Linked DNA regions of Homo sapiens: region 1 is linked to region 2. Evidence: chromatin contacts called from ENCODE POLR2A ChIA-PET data. All regions are on one chromosome and are shown on one strand. The core of a region is the stretch at or near the end of the contact, and the rest is flanking DNA. Distances in the headings are between cores, read along the strand shown. Region 1 overlaps MICAL3 (microtubule associated monooxygenase, calponin and LIM domain containing 3). Region 2 overlaps ATP6V1E1 (ATPase H+ transporting V1 subunit E1).

The links. ChIA-PET counts read pairs that join two places held with the same protein, here RNA polymerase II (POLR2A).
Region 1: POLR2A ChIA-PET joins it to region 2 with 15 read pairs in BJ. The contact joins two enhancer-like sites. POLR2A ChIA-PET finds 5 or more read pairs at or near these places in 3 of 52 experiments (BJ, activated T-cell and activated naive CD4-positive, alpha-beta T cell).

Annotation. Positions count from the first base shown.
Region 1 is chr22:17,915,932-17,922,379 of GRCh38, forward strand. All of the region lies in intron 1 of MICAL3 (microtubule associated monooxygenase, calponin and LIM domain containing 3), which reads right to left. Among named protein-coding and RNA genes, the nearest start is that of MIR648, 62 kb to the right of the region's middle. Within about 2 kb of position 4,325, at least 21 of the 41 ENCODE cell types and tissues checked have a DNase peak (open chromatin) inside an H3K27ac peak, as active enhancers do.
Region 2 is chr22:17,601,988-17,608,588 of GRCh38, forward strand. All of the region lies in intron 4 of ATP6V1E1 (ATPase H+ transporting V1 subunit E1), which reads right to left. Among named protein-coding and RNA genes, the nearest start is that of ATP6V1E1, 23 kb to the right of the region's middle. Within about 2 kb of position 4,690, at least 2 of the 41 ENCODE cell types and tissues checked have a DNase peak (open chromatin) inside an H3K27ac peak, as active enhancers do.

The DNA of each region.
Region 1 (6,448 bases), core at 3,075-5,574, 310 kb after region 2:
AATTAAAAAATTAGCCAGGCATAGATGCACACCTGTCGTCCCAGCTACCCAGGAGGTCGAGGCTGCAGTGAACCATGGTTGCACCACTGCATTCCAGCCTGGGGATGGAGCGAGATCCAGTCTCAAAAAAAAAAAAAAAAAAAAAAAAACCCAAAAAGCAACAAAAAACAAAAACCAAAAAACGAAAACACAATTTCTCTTCTGCCATGGTTCTCAGTTTCTCCACCTTCTCGGCATTCTTCCGCAAGTTTCTATCGGTAATCAATGTCTATGCCCATATCATCTGCCTTCCCTCCAATGATAGCGAGCGACATCTGCCGCATGTCTCGCTGAAGCCAGCCTCTGCCTGTGCTTCTGATCCTGTCCCCGTTCTTACTCAAGCATGCTGCCTCCCACACTGGTCCCTTCCCTGCAGTGATCCTCCCTCACCCCACTGAACTGTCTTCAGCAAGGACACGTCTTTCAACACCCAGTCCTGACCCCACCCGCTCCAACTAACTTACTCTGCTCCCCTTGACAGCAAAACTCGCTGAAAGAATTGTCAATGCTTTGTTCACAACTTTCTCTTCTCCCACTATCTTTGAACCTCCAACAAGTAGACCTTGTCCTCAGCCCTCCACAGAAATGCCTCATCAAGGTCATGAATGACTTCCATGCTGTCCAATCCAATGATCAATTCTCAAACCTTGTTTTCCTCAACCTGTCTGCAGCACAAGTCACAGCTCACTACCGTCTGCCCCCCCACAACCCCACCGGCCTCCAGGACAAGGGGACACTACTCTCTGGGTCCTGCTGTGACCTCATAGCCCCTCTCTGCGTCCTTTGCTGGTCCCAGACCCATCCCAAGCCTCTGCACGTTGAAATGGCCCCGGAATCAACTCAGTCTCTGATCTCTTTTGAAACTACATCTCCTTCTACATCAGTGGCTTTTAAACTGTGATCTGCAGTTTAAAAAAAGAAGTTTCATACTGTGATCTAGGACACAGCTCTCTTTTCACATAAATTTAATTTTTAAAAAATGTTTCATAGGGCAAAATTCCCCTATCAGTTGGCATAAAAGGAAACATTTTACAACAGCCCTTACTACCGAGATATTGTTTTCAATTCTATTTCGTTTTTTGAAAATTGCTGGTGCCCACTGTATTGACTTCATGACCCACGGAGACACAAGCCACTGTGAAAGCTGTGCCCTGGAGGATCCTCCCTCCCGTAGATTTATCTACACAGTATCAATAACCAATGGTGCCTTAATATTTATTTCCTCTCTCCTGAACTTGTGCGACCAATCACTTGTGTGACTTTTCTACCTGGATGTTTGACAGGCATCTCTAGCTTAAAGCACTGGAGGCAACACTCTGATGCCGCTCGCCAGAGCCTGTTCCTTCCCTAGTGTTCTGCATCTTGGTAAACAACACCGCCAGCTACCCGGACACTCAACCCAAAACCTTGCCCCCGTCTGCATTTCTGTCACATCCCACGGTCCGTTCTTCAGAAAATTCTGTGTTCTACCTTCAAATACAGCCAAATCCAACCACTTCTCACCATGTCTTCTCTATCATCCTCATTGAGACACCACCAGCTCTCACTTGCTCATTGCATGAGCCTCCCCTACTTCTGCTCCTCCAAACCCACCCTCCAGAATATTCCACAAAGCAGCCAGAGCATCCATTTAAAACACCCATCAGACACGTTGACTGCCACATCCCAGCCCCAGGTCAGATCCTGCCACCCTCCCCAACACCCTTAGGCCCAGCCACATGGCCTCTCTCCTGCTCACCAAGGCCTCCCTGGGCGGGGCTGCCCTGGCCAGCCATGCAGAGTGCCCCTCGCTCTTCAGGTCTTGGCTCACCTTATCAGAGAGAGCTCTGCTGACCACACCCAGGGAAGAAGGCCCCGCCCCTGCCCCGTCACTCTCGACCCACATCCTGTGGACACTGTGTACAAAGCATGTCCCTTCCCTCTATCTCCCCTGGCAGAGGTAAGCCCAGCTATGAGAAGGGAGTAGAGCATGAGCACACAGTGACTCCAGAGCCTTCTCCTGCTGAGGTGCCCATCCACAGCATGCCGCCCACCCGGATACACCTGCTTTGTCCTCAAGGACAATCAGGAATTGGTAAACTGTCTTCACTAAATTTCCTCAGCTGATTCAGCCATGACTTCCCATCTCAGCCAGCATAAAAGCAAATATAAAATAATGGCCTACAAGGCCCTATAAACGTGTCGTAAACATTTTGGTCTCAGGACTCCTTTATACACTTCAAAGCTAAGGAGGACCAGAGTTCGAGGCTGCAGTGAGCTACGATCATGCCACTGCACTCTGGCCTGGCGGACAGAACGAGACTGTCTCTTAAAAAAAAAACATTGAGGACCCAAAGAGCTATCAATATTTACTATATGTAAAATTAAGACTGAGACAAAATTTCAACATTAATTCACTTTAAAATAACAATTAACATATCTTAAGAAAAAAAAATTACTTTCCAAGACAGAAATTCAGTGAGAAGAGTGACAGTTTTCCACATTTCTGCAAATCTCTTTAATGTGTGGCAGCCAGATTCTCCTGCCTGCTCTGTCTGCAGCAGCAGCACATATCACGTAGCCTCTAGAAAAGGCCACTGTACACACCTGGGCAAACGAGGGTGGGAAAAGCACATAATAGCACTCAGTATTATTACAAAAACAGTTCTGACCTCATGGAGCGCCCCCCAGACCTGCACCCATACACACGCCTTCCCTCTGTTGCCTCCTTTCCTGCCGCCAGCCTCTCCATCCCTGCTGGCCGCAATGGCCTCCCCATGTTCCCCACCTACCAGACACCCTCTCACCTCAGCCTCCGCATCTGCAGCTCCTTTTGTCTAAAAATGCTCTTCCCTCCGATCCGTTCACTCAAAAGATACTAGTGAGCATCTATTATGGGCCGAGGACTCTTCTACGCTCCAGAAATAACAGCAGTGAACAGAGAAAACAAGCTCTGACTTCCAGGGCACGAGCCTTCTAATGCAGCTGACACATATATTCAAATGCCAGCTTCTCAGTGTGGACTTCCCTGGTCACATCGTTTAAACCTGCTCATCCTCTTTCCCTGGTTTTCTCCAAAGCACTTACCACAACTTGACATACTCCAAATGTTTTTGGTTTTTGTGGGTTTTTTTTTTTTTTGAGACAGGCTCACTCTGTCACCCAGCCTGGAGTGCAGTGGCATAATCATAGCTCAGTGCAGCTTCCTCAGCTCAGGCGATTCTCCTGCCTCAGGCTCCTGAGTAGCTGGGACCACAGGTGCACACCACCAAGCATAGCTAATTGTTTTTTACTTGTAGAGATAGGGCCTATGTTGCCCAGGCTAGTCTTGAACTCCTGGGCTTCAAGCAATCCTCTTGCCTTGGCCTCCCACTGGGATTACAGGTGTGAGCCACCACACTCAGCCTCTAAATGTTATTTACTTACAATCCATCTTTCTGCTACAATGTAAGTTCTGGAAGGGTGAGGATTTTTGCCATTTTATTCACTGTTGCGTCCTTGCACCTGGAACAGTCCCTGGACCACAACAGGTGGTGCACAGTGAGGACCACTTGATGAACAAACGGCTGTGTATATGAACTTCTCCAGGCAGAACTGAGTTAGGATATGAGACAGAAGTCGTATCAAATGAAAATGAACTGTGTGCTTTCAGGCAGTGGCACCAGGCTGGGAGTCACAGAGAATGGGACCCCTACAAGGAGAGTCCAGATGGCTTCTGCCCAGCGGGGGAGGTGCTCCCCTGGAGACCTGCCCTTTTTCCATGACCACGACCAGCCCTGGACCTGGCTCACACAGGCTCTGCCCAGCAGGCCCCACACCCAGCTCAGGACCTGTTCTTGCCATCAGAAGAGAGCCTGTCAGGAGCCAGGACCTGGAGGCAGCTTTGTTTCAATAGCCAAATAGCTTCAGTGTAACTGTTCCCTATAAAAAGAAACTGGTTTCTAAAGAACTGCGGTATCAGTGTCAGCAAATGCTATGCAACAGCCCCAGCCCACTACCCCAGAGACGAGTGAAGGACCCATAACACTTCTGATTCCAAGTTACCTGTATGGCTAACATCTGCATGAGAAAGCCACGAAGCTGCCACAAGCCCAGGTGTCAGACAAGGCAACATTTCTTCATTTGAGGCAGGAGGACACAGGACTCAAAGGGTTACTGCGCATTTCATACTTGCTGGGCGGTGACGGAGGAGGCAAGTGAGAGGGAAAGCTGCACGCGTGAAACGCCAGCCTTGGGAGTGGAATGGGGGTGGGACAAAAGCATATTTTCTGCAAGTCCCCGCAGTGAGGACTGATGTGGCTGTACCTGCCCCGTCATCTCCACCCATAGGTGGGGCCCCAATACTGCCTTCTACAATACCCCACTGGTTCCTCCAGCCTGACGCTGTGTCTTGGGGCCCCCAGCCCGTCCCCACCCTCCTAATGACCCTCTTCCGGTCATCTTTTCACTCCCTCTCCAATCTGGCCTCTGTCTCCAACACTCCACTGAGGGTGACGGTGGCTTTCAAGTGAGACAGGCTCAGACGCGTTCCGGTCTTATCTGGCTAGCTCCCTGGCTGCAGCGCTTCCTGGAACCCGCCCTCCCCTGGCTGTGCTCTGTCTCCTGCTTCTGCCCACTCTCCACACCGGCCTCCAGTCTCTCAGCTGCAATTCTTTCATCTGCCGCTCTCAAAAAATTGGATGGCCCTTGATTTTTATCATTCTGACCTTCCTCCAGAGATCCAAAGCTACTAAACATTTCCATTTAGCCATCCACAGGTGCCTCCCACCAAGGAAGTCTACCCCACACGGAGTCAAACCCACCACCCACCAAATGGAAATCTGGGGTCATCTCAGACCCTTCTCTGTTCTCCACTCCTCAACCCAATCTGCTGATTCTAACTTTAGAATGTTCATCTGCCTACCACAATCCTGGTGGAAGCCCCGAGATTCCCAGTGTGAAAGGAAAATAAATCTTGGGGCCCCAAACTCACTAAGCCAAAGGGAAAAGCCAAGCTGGGAAAGGGATCATGCAAACCCACCTTCCATTCTGGTTCCTAAATAAGATGACTACAAAGATGACTCCCTCGCATTTTGCCCACAAGGAAATTCCTTGTGGGCCCCAAGATCTTTACCCTAAAGCATTTCTGTTAAAATTCACCATGGCAATGTAAGTTGACAGCTTATCTTCACAGGTACGGGGACATAAGACAGAACTCAAAGTCATCTCTCTGCCCACCTGTGACAAAGGCATATCTGATTGTTTCCTCTGCTCTATTGTCTATGTTATCTCATGTAAAAAGGCAGATTCAGAGTCAAAGGCATGAATGACTATTTTTCCCTTCCCTCAACATGAAAACTGTGTATTTCACAATATCCCACTCTTTCTCCCTTAAATACTGAAGCTCTCAAAATCATCTTCGGAGAAAGGCATAGAACTGTCTCCCGGGTATGCAACCTTAACTTTGGCAAATGTATCTCTTAAAATGACTAAGACTTGAGACTGGCCTTGGTCATTTCCCTTGACTGACACTAGCTTGGACTAGCACAGCTGCCTCTTAATCTTTTCTTTTGTGTGTGTGATGGAGTCTTGCTCTGTTGCCCAGGCTGGAGTGCAGTGGTGCGATCTCAGCTCACTGCAACCTCCATCTTCAGGGTTCAAGTGATTCTCCTGCCTCAGCCTCCCTAGTAGCTGGGATTACAGGCATGTGCGACCACACCTGGATAATTTTCATATTTTTAGTAGAGACGGGATTTCACCATGTTGGCCAGGCTAGTCTCGAACTCTTGGCCTCAAGTGATCCACCCACCTCGGCTTCCCAAAGTGCTGGGATTACAGGTATGAGCCACCGCGCCCGGCTAGCTGTCCCTTAATCTAAACTCGCTCCAATACATCCTCCACGAGTGCCAGAGGGGTCTTTTGTAAGGGCCAATGTGACCCGTTTCAGCCTCTGCTGACACTAGGAAACAATCCAAACCCTCAGCAAGGCCCAAAAAGCTGACTTCTCTCACTACTATTAATAGATGCAACCCATCCTCTCAGGTTCCCAGCATGCACCACACTTTTACGTGTTCCTCACCTCTGCCGCCTCCTCACCTTTGCCTACAACGCCCCTCCTGCACTTGAGACTGCAGCTCAGCATTCCGGACCTCACTAAAGCGACCCCGCCCACCCCAGCCCCAAGCAGCCAATCACCTTTTCCCCTGTGTTCCCTCCCACCTGGGTGCGTGCCTCCCCTTCAACACTCCTCACTTGCTCTGGAATTAAGTCCAGGTCTGCCTACCCGTTTGTGTTTGGGTCTGGCTAGGTAGAGGAATTCACGTTCATGTTTGCACGTAGTACAGATGCGGGCAGATGCCAAGAAAGAAGGAAAAAGATAAACAGAAGTCTCGCCTGGGCCATAACATCTAATGTCACAGAACTACACAAAAGGAGAAAGGGCATTTGCATG
Region 2 (6,601 bases), core at 3,440-5,939:
TTGACCATCCAGGCTCAAGTGATCTTCCCGCTTCAACCTCCTCAATATCTGGGACCACAGGCGTGTACCACTATACCCAGCTCATATTATTTTATTTTTTATAGAGATGGAGTCTTGCTATATTACCCAGGCTGCTCTTGAACTCCTGGCCTCAAGCAATCTTCCCACCTCGATCTCCCAAAGTGCTGGGATTACAGGAGTGTGCCAACATATCCAGCCTCAATTTTCTTGGTTAGTTTGTATTTTCTAATCTGTCTCCAATAAACACTGGCTTCTATAATAAAAATAACTAAAATAGGAATACTATCAGGAAACAAATCTCATATGGCTGAGAACACACTGGATATCATTTGTTAAGTAATAAGGCTTAAGGGCTAAAAGAAAACTCAAGGCTTTTTTTTTTCTTTGAGACAGTCTCGCTCTGTTGCCCAGGCTGGAGTGCAGTGGCACGATCTCAGCTCACTGTAACCTCTGCCTCCCGGGTTCAAGCAATTCTTCTGCCTCAGCCTCCCAAGTGGCTGGGACTACAGGCGCACGCCACCACACCCAGTTAATTTTTTTGTATTTTTAGTAGAGATGGGGTTGCACCGTGTTAGCCAGGATGGTCTCAATCTCCTAACCTCGTGATCCGCCTGCCTCAGCCTCCCAAAGTGCTGGGATTACAGGCGTGAGCCACCACGCCTGGCCATTTGACTTTCTTAAGCTCCAAATGCAAAGATTCCAAATACCAAGTGATAAATATAGTTTCTGTCTTTAGAAACTTTTAACACTTAAACATTATTTATTTATTCTAAGATTTTGGTTTATAATACATACTCTGTCCCTAAAACAAACAAGATTTAATGCCATTCATTGGTCAATGAATCATACTTTCACTCATTTATAATTGTAAATAAAGTTAAACAGAGCACACCACTTGTTAAATGGAGAAAAAGTAATCATACTGTATGATAGTTATTTTAAAGAAACATTATTATTATTATTTTGAAGACGGAGTCTCGCTCTGTTGCCCAGGCTGGAGTGCAGTGGCCTGATCTTAACTCACTGCAACCTCCACCTCCCGGGTTCAAGCGATTCTCCCACCTCAGCCTCCTGAGTGTTACAGGCGTGCGCCACCTCACCCAGCTAATTTTTGTATTTTTAGTAGAGACGGAGTTTCACCATGTTGGCCGGGCTGGTCTTGAACTCCTGACCTCAAGTGATCTGCCTGCCTCGGCCTCCCAAAGTGCTGGGATTACAGGTGTGAGCCACCATGCCCAGACTTAAAGAAACTTTAAAATGCAGTCTTTAATGGGAGGCATAGGTGGCAGGACTGCTTGAGCCCAGCAGTTTGAGACCAGCCGGGGCAACAGAGTGAGACCTCGTCTCTGTAAAATTAAAAAAAAAAATCAGGTGGTGAGCACCTGTAGTCCCAGGTACTAGGGAGGCTGAGGTGCAAGAATCCCTTGAGTCCAGGAGTTTGAGGCTGTCGTGAATGATAATCATACCACTGCACTCCAACCTGGGAAACTGTGTTTTTAAGGCTCAAGAGAAAGCACAGCCTCAGCCATGTGCAGTGGCTCACACCTCTGATCCCAGCACTTTGAGAGACCAAGGCGGGCTGATTACTTAAACCCAGAGTTTGAGGCCAGCCTGGGCAACAGAGTGAAACTCCATCTCTACTAAAAATGAATTTCGTATTTAGGCTTGGGTCCCATCTCCAAAATATCTTATTATGTGTAGGCAAATATTCCAAAATCCAAAAAATCTGAAATCCAAAAAACTTCTGGTCCCAAACATTTCAGATAAGGGATACACACCCTGTCTATAAGACATCTGGCTGAAAGAACTCTTAGCTCCTCCCCACCAAAAGAGCCCTCTAACATTTTTCCTCTCTGTGCTGGAATCACCCTATCCACACTGGTCACACAGACAGGGATAGACAGCCTGAGTATGGAGACGAGGCTACTCCAGTAAATTAAGTAATGTCAACTTGTGGAGCGTGCTACTAGCCATTTGCATAAGGAATCTACTATGGAAAACAGGGAAACGGTAATTAAGGAGTTTTAAAAGGCCAATTCGTTGAGTCTAAATAAACTAAACTCTAGCTAAGCAGGCTAGAACCTAATTGACATAAACTGTGTTATCCCTTGTCTGAAGCATGCCTGTCCACTATGTCACCACGGGAGAGAAAGGTAAATTATGATCAATAATTACCATCCGTGTGATAAGCTCCTAACATCCCAGTGACACCCTCTGGTGTGACTCTAACTTCAATTAACTTTCTGGTTATAATCTGGCTCCTCATGTAGCTTTTCCACAGCAACATGTGTCTCTCACTGTAAACTACTGCAGTTCACATGTGGGCTTATTTGTATTTTATGAGTTTGGAAGGGAAAATCTGCCCAACTGAACCTAACTGCCCTGAGGATTCTGAAAATATTTCCTGCTCCTCAAAAGCAGGAAACCAAAACCTGATTATGATGTCAACATCAAAACCATATCTCCCTGGCCCTGCCTAGTCTGAAGAGTCAGTGGGCATTTATTTCTTTGTTTTCTCTTTTTTTTTTTGAGACGGAGTCTCGCTTTGTCGCCCAGGCTGGAGTGCAGTGGTACGATCTCGGCTCACTGCAACCTCCGCCCCCTGGGTTCAAGCGATTCTCCTGCCTCAGCCTCCTGAGTAGCTGAGATTACAGGTGCACACCACCATGCCTGCTAATTTTTTTATTTTTAGTAGAGACAGGGCTTCACCATGTTGATCAGGCTGGTCTCGAACCCCGGACCTCATGATCCGCCCTCCTCGGCCTCCCAAAGTGTTGGGATTACAAGCATGAGCCACCAAACCCGGCCAAAGACATTTATTTCTATTTCATCTCTAACCACAGCAATAGAAATCTCCACTTCAGTACCAATGTCTCAGAATTTAAATGTTAATGCTTATTTATTCTCGTTTAAAAAAGAAAACTTGGCTGGGTGCGGTTGCTCACGCCTGTAATCTCAGCACTTTGGGAGGCTGAAGCAGGTGCATCACCTGAGGTCAGGAGTTTGAGACCGGCTTGGCCAACATGGTGAAACCCTGTCTCTACCTAAAATACAAAAAATTAGTAGGGCATGGTGAATCCCAGCTACTGGGGAGGCTGAGGCAGGAGAATCGCTTGAACCCGGGTGGCGGAGGCTGCAGTGAGTTGAGATCACGCCATTGCACTCCAGCCTGGGGGACAAGAGTGAGACTTCATCTCAAAAAAAAAAAAAAAAAAGAAAAGAAAAGAAAAGAAAACTTATGGCTAGGCATGGTGGCTCACGCCTGTAATCCCAGCACTTTGGCAGGCCGAGGCAGGCAGATCACCTGAGGTCGGGAGTTTGAGACCGGCCTGGCCAACATGGAAAAACCCCATCTCTTCTAAAAATACAAAATTAGCCTGGCATGGTGGCACATGCCTGTAATCCCAGCTACTCGGGAGGCTGAGGCAGGAGAATCACTTGAACCCAGGAGGCGGGGGGTGCAGTGAGCCGAGATTGCACCATTGCACTCCAGGCTGGGCAACAAGAGCGAAACTCCGTCTCAAAAAGAAAAAGAAAAAAGAAAACTTGTAAGTTTTGCGGTTTGGGGAAATGATAATAAAGAACTATCATTCACTCAACACTCATTTTGTTTTAGGCATTATACTAGTCACTCTACCTAGGTGATCTAATTTTTTTCTAAATAAGCTTTAGGTAGATGTTTCTCTTTTTTTTTTTTTTTTTTTTTTGAGACAGGGCATTGCTCTGTCATCCAGGCTGAAGTACAGTGGCACAATCATAGCTCAATCCTCCTGCCTCTGCCTCCAGAGTAGCTGGGACACCACCACGCCTGGCTACATTTTTTTAATTTTTAGTAGAGACAAGGTCTTACTGTGTTGCCTGGGCTGGTCTTGAATGCCTGGGCTCAAGCTATCCTCCTGCCTCAGCCTCCCAAAGTGTGGGGATTATAGGCATGGGGGATGGTGCCTGGCCTTCTCCTACTTTTTATAAGAAATGAAGGGTTCAAAGGAGTAAAGTGGGGTTTAAAAATCTGCCTACTGAGCAGCTGGGAATGGTAAAAACGGAACTTAAACCTCAAAGGAATTCCAAAGCCTGCACTCTTAATCCTGGAAAACACCTGGGCAGGCAAGGAAAAAGGATCAACACAGACAAATATCTATAAAGGATTATGCAACTTAGACCAAAGCACCACACAACTTGCCTATTTTCTTTTAATTTTTACCCCAGTTCTGTATTTTTCCCCTTCCTTCCATCTTTTGTCAATATCCTTTTCTAACTGCATGACAACTTCCTTTCCTTTCACAGCTTCTTATTCTATGGATAAAACTAGAAGTAAAAAGTTTAGAAATAGCAAAATCCACTCAAAGCATGTATGTGTGCTTTTATGCAGATTGAATCCTGTTTGATCGGTATCATTTCACAGTCTGTTTCCTCAACTCTCCACATCTCTTATTTACAGGGTTCAATGACGGCAAGAAGTTAAGACTGTAAGCGGTTAAAAAAGAAACAAGTATCTTTAGAATAACTGAAATTACATAAATGTTTATCTTCTCAAAATTCTCATTATAAGTCAGAGAAATAATATAAAAGCTCAAGCTATATACTGAATTCAAGTTGCATGCAACAGTATACTTGGATTTGTTCCAAAAGAGATTAAAACACACAGCCCAGCTTGTGAACAGGCCACGCACGCTGCCTTCAGCTCCTCACCTCACACGCACTTCTCCCTTCTCATGCCATAACAATCTGGCTTTCTGCCTTCATCAGTCCAATGAAACTGCTCTGGCAAATGTGAAAAACGACATCTTGACTGCCAAATCCAAAGACCACCATGCTCTTCCCACTGTCATTCTCTCAAACATTGAACACTGTATTAGAGACCATTTTGAGTTTGCCGTTCCCTTGGCTTCTCTGTATTCTCCAACATAACTGCTTTCCCCCACATTTCCTTAGCAATTTATTTTCTATTAAATCTGATGCTTCTCAGTTTTTTTGGCCCGCTTCTCTTCTAATTCTCCATCCAAAACCACAGCTCCAGCAGGGACTTCTGTGTTGTCTCCACATAAGCTCCTCTTCTCTCCTAACAGACTCATAGAGCTTCACCTGGAATCCTAAGGCAATTCAAACACAATGATTTTTTTCACCATTCTTTACCTGTTCTTCCTATATTTCTTTTTTTTTTTATTTTTGACATGAAGTCTCACTCTGTCGCCAGGCTGGAGTGCAGTGGCGTGATCCTGGCTCACTGCAACATCTGACTCCCTGGTTCAAGCAATTCTCCTGCCTCAGCCTCCCAAGTAGCTGGGATTACAGGCACCCCCCACCAGGCCCAGCTAATTTTTGTATTTTTAGTAGAGATGGGGTTTCACCATGTTTGCCAGGATGATCTCGATCTCCTGACCTCACGATCTGCCTGCCTCGGCCTCCCAAAGTGCTGGGATTATCTTCCCATATTTCTAATCTTCATTCCATCTACCAGTTGCCTAGACTACAAACTCTTATGTCATTCTTGACTCCTTTGCATTCACTCATCACAACTGTAAGTCACCAAGTCCTACAGATTCCTACCTTTTTAGGATCTCTGGAATAGGCCTGTCTTCTCTTTCTGCTGCCACCATTCTACTTCTCGACCTGGAAGGTAAGCCATACCCTCCTTGTTTCTACTCCACATGGTCACCAGTGGGGTTCCTCTAACACAAATGTAACCATTAAACACTATTTCTCAAAGTGTGGTTCTCAGACTACCTGCACCAAGATTACCCTGAGCTGCTGGTTTAAATGCTGACTCCTGACTAGAATATAAAAGTCTCTGGAAATGGGAATGAACATCTGCATTTTAACAAGGTCCCCCAGGTGATTTTTATGCCCATTAAAGTTAGAGAATTAGCCAAAAGGATGAAGTCCATATTCTTCAGCAGACACTCAAGGCCCTTCTAATTAGACCCTAATATGTGGCCTGTTCTCTGCCCACTCCCCACTCTGCCAGACTACCTCTGTTTCCCGCACATGTCAAATTCAGGTCTCGGTTTTTCACTCACACTGCTCTCTCCATTCTGTATCCTATCCCATGACTAATACTTCAAGTCATGCTCAAACAGCTGTAGTGGAGATGTATTATCTTGTCCAGGTCCTATTAGACTGCAGACTCCTAGAGGGGCCAGCACGATACAGGACACATGGGATAAATGTACTGTTAAATTCAAACAGCTTAGTGCCTCAAGGGAACCCAACTGAGTTATGACATGAAAACAGAAGAGTGACAACTGAGGGATAACATGAGTACCAAAACCAGAATTTTGTTTGCAACAATTTTAAAGTCAGCAGACAAACTCAGAGTGACTAAATCCGGGAAAGACATGTGGTATGAACTGAATGACTGCTTTGTCTTTCAAGGTCATAAAAAGAATTATTTTTCTCTAGCCCATTTCTTTTTGTTTCTATTATTTATTATTTTTAGAGACAGGGTCTCCCTGTGTCATTTATGCTGGAATGCAGTGGCATAATCACAGCTCACTGGAGCCTCAAACTCTTGGGCTCAAGTGATTCTCCCATCTCAGCCTCCAGAGTAGCTGGGACCACAGGCATGCGCTACCACACCTTG